3 separate regions of the Homo sapiens genome follow, and regions 1 and 2 are each linked to region 3. A link is a loop called in an ENCODE intact Hi-C map of the cell type or tissue named here. Cell type or tissue: endothelial cell of umbilical vein. All regions are shown on one strand.

Region 1 (2,500 bases), 71 kb after region 3:
CTGTGGGCCCAGCTGCTACCTGATGCCAACCAGGTGAGCCAGCACATCTACAGTGTGTGTAAGCTTCTACAGTACCTGAGCTTATTTCAACCTTCCCAATCTAGTCACGCCTGGTGCTTTATTTTACCTTTCAAATCTCAGGCAAATTTCTCTTGTGGCCAATCCTAGCCCAGAACCATTCAGGGAAGGGAATTCTGGGGAGAGAAATTCTGGGAAACATAGCCATCACATACACACATACAAATAAATGGGACCCCTATGTAAGTGTATGCATACCTTTATGTTGGTATGGATAAAACGAAATGCACAGAAGGATACACCCCAACTGTGAAGCCTGGTTTCATTAGGAGGAGATGGTAGTAGAGCGATATGACCAGGATTATGAATAAAAAGGTAGATGATCAGTCTTACCAGGATACAACTTTTTATTTTATTGTTTTCACTTGTTATAAGAAATTATTATGCTAGTAATTTAAAAGTATTGAATGAATTTAAAATATCAAAAACCAAAATGAATTCACACAGGCCTTCAATTCTGATTTTTTTATCATATAATAGTTGTTCTTGTGCTCACATCCCATCTCTGCCAGCTACTACTTGTGTGACTTTGAACAAGTTATTTAATTTCTCTACTGGACATAGTAATAATAATGATAATACCTGGCTTGTACAGTTGTTGTATAAATTAAATTAGATGCACAAAATGCCTAGAATTGTGCTTAGCAAACAGCAAGTGCTCAATAACATTAGTCATCATTATCATTTTCGTTATTTCTATCGTTATTAATATATCTAAGTGGAAATCACTCTCCTCCTTCTCATACCCTATCAACTCAATTCTTTCCTGTCAAATCAAGAAGAAAAGGAGGAGGAAAGAAGGGAATCTGATTTAAACAGAGATGCCCCAAAAGGTTGTCACTAGCCCATGGGTCAGTGAGTTGTAACCCTAGGTAGTCATTAAAAGGATGTCGATGACAAATAGATGCAAGGTCAAGCAATGTAATGATTACCCAGAAAAAGCCTGGGAGTGAGACGGTCAATTTAGCTATGTGAGTGTATTTGTGAAGCTGTGCATGTGTGTTCTCATGTGTTAGCACAAATAAGTTTGTGTATAAATTGCAAGTAAACAATACAACAACTGAGAATAAATGCACGTAAGGAAAGGTTTATAAATGCCTGCAAGCGTGAGGTCAGTGTACCATATATAATCTTACATTTTCTGATCCACATATATGAGTTAAAAGAGGGGACTGCCACAATGCTCATTTACACACCCTGAGTCCTGCAATTTATTTCACTGTATTTGATGTTGGCAGGGAAGCATTTATTTATTTAAAATCACTCAGAATACAGCACAAAGAGCTATTCTGTACGTATGAGCTATTCAGTAGGCATGAAATGTGCCTAAGCTGAAAAAAAAAATCCCCCTCCTGGACTTTTGACATATCGTGACCACAGTGAAGGCAACATGAGGCTTCTTTTGTTTCTAGATGCTGCAGGAGGAAATGAAACAATGGGGCAGGAACATGGTTTTTAATCTTTTTTTCTATGGGGGCATACGTGGCTGACTAATGTTCCCTATCACAATGCTCTTCTAAACCCAATTCCCAGCATACTGGCCATTACTTCATCTCATTCACTGCCACCCAAGAGAGCATTTCAGGATACAAATGAGTGAGACTGACATTGGAGGAGGATAACCTTGCAGACATTCTATTTTTTAATTAAAAATGTAATACATGAATATATTCTCATTGTAAAAGACTGAAATAGGAAAATATATAGAATACACTCCTGTACCAGCTCCTCCACACCCAAACTCCTACTCTCCACAGAGAAGTTAACAAATTATTAACAATTTGGTGTGCATCTTAAATTTGCACTTTCATTTATTTATATGTACGCATGTGTTTATATATCTAAAAACAAACGTGTGTATAAATATGCAAATGCATGCATAGTGTGTTTTTTCCATAAATAAAATTATAGTTTAGATATTTTCTGGTGACTTGTTTAATTTCCACTTAACATTACAACATAAGATATCTTTCCATATAAGTACCTACAGCCCATCTTATTTTTATAACATCTGCATAGTATTGTATCATATAAATGTACCATATTTAAATTTAACCTCTTCCAAATTGGTGGATATTTAGGCTGTTTCTTTTTTATTATCAAAATAACATTGCACAAAACATACTGGCTTATCTTTGTACATGTTGCCTTGTGTACAAATGTTTTAATTTTTATTTTAATTTTTTTAGAGACAAGGTCTTACTCTGTCACCCAGGCTAGAGCGCAGTGGTGCAATCATAGCTCACTGTAATCTGGAACTCCTGGGCTCAAGCAATCCTACCACCTAGCCTCCTGAGAAGATAGGACTACAGGTATGCACCATCTTGTTCAGCTAATTTTAAAATTTTTTTGTAGAGATAGAGGTCTCACTCTGTTGCCCAGGCTGGTCTCAAACTCCTGGCCTCAAGCAATCCTCCCACCT
Region 2 (2,500 bases), 190 kb after region 3:
GAAAAAACACTGGGGAAAAACTTCCAGATCTAGGGCTATGGAAAGGGCTCTGAGACTCAACACCAGAAACATGATCCATGAAAGGAAAAAGTGCTAAATATGATCTCATCAAAATTAAAAACTTTTGCTCTGTAGAAGACCACGCTAAGAGGATAAAAAGGCAAACTACAGAGTGGAAGAAAATAGTCTAGTTAGAGAACTCTTAAAACAACAGTAAAAAAGCATATACTCCAATTAGAACACAGGCAACAGACATGAAGATATTTCACCAAAGAAGATATACAGATGCAAATAAGCACTTGAAAAAATATTAGGCATCATTAGCCACAAACCACTGGGGAAACACAAATTATAACCACAATAAGACATCCCTACACATCTATCAGAATGGCTAAAATTAAAAATAGCGACACCATCAAATGCTGCTCAGGATGCAGAGAAACTGGATTACTCAAACATCACTGATAGAATGTAAAATGGTACAGCAACTCTGGAAAATAGTTTGGCATTTTCTCAAAAACACTAAACATGCAATTACCACACAACCCAGCAATTGCATTCCAAGGCACTTATCTTAATGAAATGAAGATTTATTTTCTCCTTAAACAACAATGGGTACAGGAATGTTTAGAGCAGCGTAGTGGGTTGAAGGGTGGGGTTCCCAAAAAGATATGTCCACATCCTAATTTCTGGAAACAAGGAATGTTACTTTAGTTGGAAAAAAAAAAGGTCTATGCGGATATAATTAAGAATCACGAGATAAAGAGATCATTCTAGATTATCCATCCAGGTGTGCCCTAAATACAACTGTCCTTATAGCACACAGGGGACATTTGACAGACAGATGACAAGGTGATGTGAAGACAGAGGCAGAGTCTAGAGTCACAACAATAACAGGGAAAAGGCTATTGATACACACAAAAATCCTGAGAATTATACAGAGTTTTAAAAAAGCTAATCCCCAAAGATTAATACTGTATGATACATAACATTCTTGATAGGACAACATTATAAAAACAAACAAGAGATTAGTAGTTGCCAGGAATTAAGGAGAGTTGGGGCAGGAAGGAAGTGGGTGTGGCTGTAAAAGACAATACAAGAGATCCTTGAAATAATAAAAATGTTCTGTATCTTGACCATATTAATGTCTACATCCTGGTTATATGTACTATAGTTTTGCAAAATGTTATCATTGGGGAAAACTAGATAAAAGATACACAGTATTTTCTGCAAATTATTTCTTACAATTGTGAACCTACAATTATCTCAAAATAAAAAATCTAATTTAAAAAAGTGATCAGCTGAGTGGAGGAATAAATAGTATGAAGTAGAAATTAACTTAAAAAATCAAGTTAGAAGGTAACTGTCATCTTAAACATGCCAATGCACCCTAAGATAAAATTCAGGCAATTTAAAATTGACAGTAGTTTTCCTTTTAACCAAGAACCGTTTTATCATATCTCTTACAGGTGAAACAGCTTTGGTGTTCAAAAATAACATCTCTTTTTCTTTTTTTTTTTTTTCTTTGAGAGGGAGTCTTACTCTGTTGCTAGGCTGGAGTGCAGTGGCATGATCTCGGCTCACTGCAACCTCTGCCTCCCGGGTTCAAGTGATTCTACCGCCTCAGCCTCCTGAACAGCTGGGAATACAGGCGCATGCCACCATGCCCAGCTAATTTTTGTATTTTTAGTAGAGACAGGGTTTCACCATGTTGACGGGGATGGTCTCAATCCCTTGACCTCGTGATCCGCCCACCTCGGCCTCCCCAAGTGCTGGGATTACAAGCATGAGCCACCGTGCCCAGCCAACATCTCTTTTTCTTACTCTTCTCTATTTGTCTGCAGTATTACAAAATGAAATCAAGATGGTGCTATAAAAGTTCCCCCTGCAAACCACTCCAAACTCCCTTCTATAACTGACACCAATGCCAGTTTCTTTTCTCTCAGAAATTGTTTTTAACTTTTATTTTCATATTGAATTAGAAGAATGCTTCACCTCTTTTTATCTGTATTTCACTCAAAAGTCCAGGTTATTTTAAACCTCAAAATCCAGTTCTAATCCAGTTTACATTTACTCCTTTATTTGCACTTAACCAGTGACCAAGCATCTATATACAGTCTATTTAACCTTGATAGTTTTTAATATCTATATCCATCATGCCACCAATAAACAAATTACGTGTCCTAATTTCCAACTTTAGTTTCATATTAGGATCCAAGTACCTTAGTAAATGTCCTAATGCTTTCATCAACCATTTGCATTTTCTTGAACATCAGCAGTTTTGTAACATAAAGTCAGACCACAAACCTAAAATGTAGGTCACAATGTCTCCTTTCACAATGTGTCATGAAAATTTAACTACTTCAGGATAAAGACCAGGTGCCACATTCTTTCGTTTTTGTTAAAGGTTTTAACACTCCTGGTAATCAAGGCTTTTTTTTTTTCTCCAAAAGTCATAAATTGACTGATTATTCCTTCACAATTCTCGTTTCAACTGTAA
Region 3 (2,500 bases):
GTACTATAGCCAGTGAGTATCAGGTCACAATATGGCCTGGCAAAACTGAAGGCCCAAAGACTAACCTTATGAGGATATTTTCACTTATGTCACACTGGGAAAAGGACAGATAGGATACACAGAGGAAAGACTTTTGTTTAGGGTGGTATATGATGTTTCTGTAGGGTGGTGTATTTGTTTCCTAGGGTTGTCATAACAAATTACCACAAACTGGATGGCTTGAAACAACAGAAATGTGCTTTCTTACAGTTTAAGAGGCTAGATGTCCAGAATCAAGGTGTTGGCAGAGCTATGCTCTCTCTGAAGGCTTTAGGGGAGGATTTTTCCCTGCCTCTTCCATCTTCTGGTGGCTCCCGAAATTCTTGGCATTTCTTGGCTTGTGGCAACATCACTGTAGTCTCCGCGTGTCCTTTCTTCTTCTTATAAGGATATCAGCAGTCAGATCTAGGACCCATCCACATCCAGTATGATCTTATCTTAACCAATTACATCTGCAAAGACCAAATAAGATCACATTCTGAGATTCTGGGTGGACAAGAATTTTGGGGGGACATTATTCAACCCACTACAGATGGGCAGTATGAAACTGTAAACATCACCTTCCTGTTCATCCTCAGTTTCTGTGTGTTCTTTAAAAGAACAGGGATCCTATATATTTTCTCCTTGCATTTTGTTCTCTCCCCTGCCTGTGACTCATACTCACTGGCTCTTATTCCTGTCTCTTCCCCTTCCAGTAATATTTCTGTAACATTCTGTATGGATGAATCACACACACATGCACATTATGAATCCATGCAACAGTACAACTTGGTTTTCATTAGAAACTTTTCTAGGATATGGATTCCAATGATGTTCCAAAAATCAGATAATTAAATTCTAGCTAGAAGCATAATAGCTCTTAGGCAGAAGAGCAGCCAGTGATTACAGGCTGTGGTAAAGGAAGTCTGGAGGAACAGTTCATCAATAGCTGAGTCATAGGGTTCCTATGATTGTTTCAATGAAGCATTTAAGGTTTATAGTCTTTATGATAGTCTTTCTCATGCCAAAGGAAAGTATACTTAAAAGATAATGACTTATTTTAGAATCTCTTAGTACTAAGCCGTTTTGAGCTCCATTTCACAAGCTCTATTTCAAGTGAATGTTTACATAGTGTTCATAGCTATGGTCTTCATATTGTAGCATCATATGTTCATAGATATTGTGGTCTTTGACAATCTCTCCTGTTATCTATTTCATTTTCCTTCCCTGGTTACAAGGAAAGCTCATACCTATAAATAATCATTTATGTTTTCTTTTCTCTGCTTGCAGTTTTGACTAGCTTATTGTCTCACTGAATATGGCTCTATTCAGTTCCTACTGATATGAAGAGACTATCGCTAAAGATTTTTTTTAACCTATCAGAGGAAGTTCCTGGATCTCTGGCCTTAAAATCCTGTCTCTATTTATTCTTGAAGAAAAAAATTAGAAAGAAAACATGATATTATGCCTTGCACATAGTAGGAATTCAATCAATATTTATTTCATTTGGAAATTGACAGCAATATTTTGATTTAAGTTGTACTAGACGAATAAATACAAATGGCATTCACTTGATGATGGCAAAATGGTGCCGGGACAACATCCAACAATGCATCAAATGTTCCACAATAAATTCAGATAAATAAAAATACTACAAATAGGCCCATAAAATTACTAGAAGAAATAATGAGAGAATTTTTTAAAATAATGTTGGATAGAAGTCTTTTCTAAATATAACACACAACCCAGAAGTCAAAACATAAGGATTTATAAATTCATCATCATAAAACTAAAACAAATTTCTATATGAAAAAAATCATCATAAGTAAACAGAAAAATGACAAACCAGGAAAAATTTATAATTCATATAACAGACAAAGGGCTAATTTCTATAACATATGTATAAGAAGCTCCTATAAATCAATATATAAAAGTCTAATAACCTAATGGAAAACAGGGAAATAGTTTATAGGAAAAGAAATAAAATTACTTTTAATCATATTAAGGAAACAATCTCACTCACAGTAAGAGAAACACAAATTAACTCCACACTGAGATACCGTTTTGTATTTAATATATTTGCAAAACCCCCAAACTATTGATAATACAATGAACTTGTGAAGGTGTGGTAAAATAGGTTTATTTCATACATTAATGGTGGAAGTGGAAAGTGGCACAAACTCTATGGAATGCAATTTTCCAAGACCCACTAAAATTACATGCAGCTACCCTTTTACCTAGCAAGTCCAGTTCTATGAATTTATCCTACAGATATGCCTGCACGCATGTAAAATGGCACATGTAGAAGGCTACTCATTGCAGTTTTGTAATGAAAAAAGATTAGAAACTACTTAAATGGCCATCAGTAGGATGCTGGTTACATTAACAATGGTTTGTCCACACAACGGGATATCATGAAGCTATGAAAACGTTGAGTATTCTCCTAAACAGAAATTCTTTCTTTGTAACCATTGCAGGAAAA

The links. Hi-C counts contacts between places; a loop is a spot of excess contacts. Peaks named below come from ENCODE experiments on the same cell type or tissue, not always from the same donor. Only the 100,000 strongest peaks of a DNase experiment are listed, where the experiment ranks them.
Region 1: it touches region 3 in a loop (5-fold over the local background); 2 of 110 quality-filtered maps call a loop at or near these places.
Region 2: it touches region 3 in a loop (12-fold over the local background); 2 of 110 quality-filtered maps call a loop at or near these places.

Annotation. Positions count from the first base shown.
Region 1 is chr16:72,361,679-72,364,178 of GRCh38, forward strand. The region is part of intron 8 of LINC01572 (long intergenic non-protein coding RNA 1572); the gene reads right to left. Among named protein-coding and RNA genes, the nearest start is that of PMFBP1, 190 kb to the left of the region's middle. In endothelial cell of umbilical vein, no CTCF peak of the experiment used is centred here; a DNase peak (open chromatin) is centred at 1,513; H3K27ac peaks cover 1,483 bases.
Region 2 is chr16:72,480,582-72,483,081 of GRCh38, forward strand. All of the region lies in intron 6 of LINC01572 (long intergenic non-protein coding RNA 1572), which reads right to left. The region is part of intron 1 of LOC124903718 (a long non-coding RNA gene); the gene reads left to right. Among named protein-coding and RNA genes, the nearest start is that of LINC01572, 180 kb to the right of the region's middle. In endothelial cell of umbilical vein, no CTCF peak of the experiment used is centred here; a DNase peak (open chromatin) is centred at 1,060; H3K27ac peaks cover 1,053 bases.
Region 3 is chr16:72,290,923-72,293,422 of GRCh38, forward strand. It overlaps LINC01572 (long intergenic non-protein coding RNA 1572), which reads right to left. Exons shown (of 14, transcript NR_126330.2): 10 at 248-491. Among named protein-coding and RNA genes, the nearest start is that of PMFBP1, 120 kb to the left of the region's middle. RefSeq lists an enhancer at 1-790. In endothelial cell of umbilical vein, no CTCF peak of the experiment used is centred here; a DNase peak (open chromatin) is centred at 949; H3K27ac peaks cover 2,382 bases.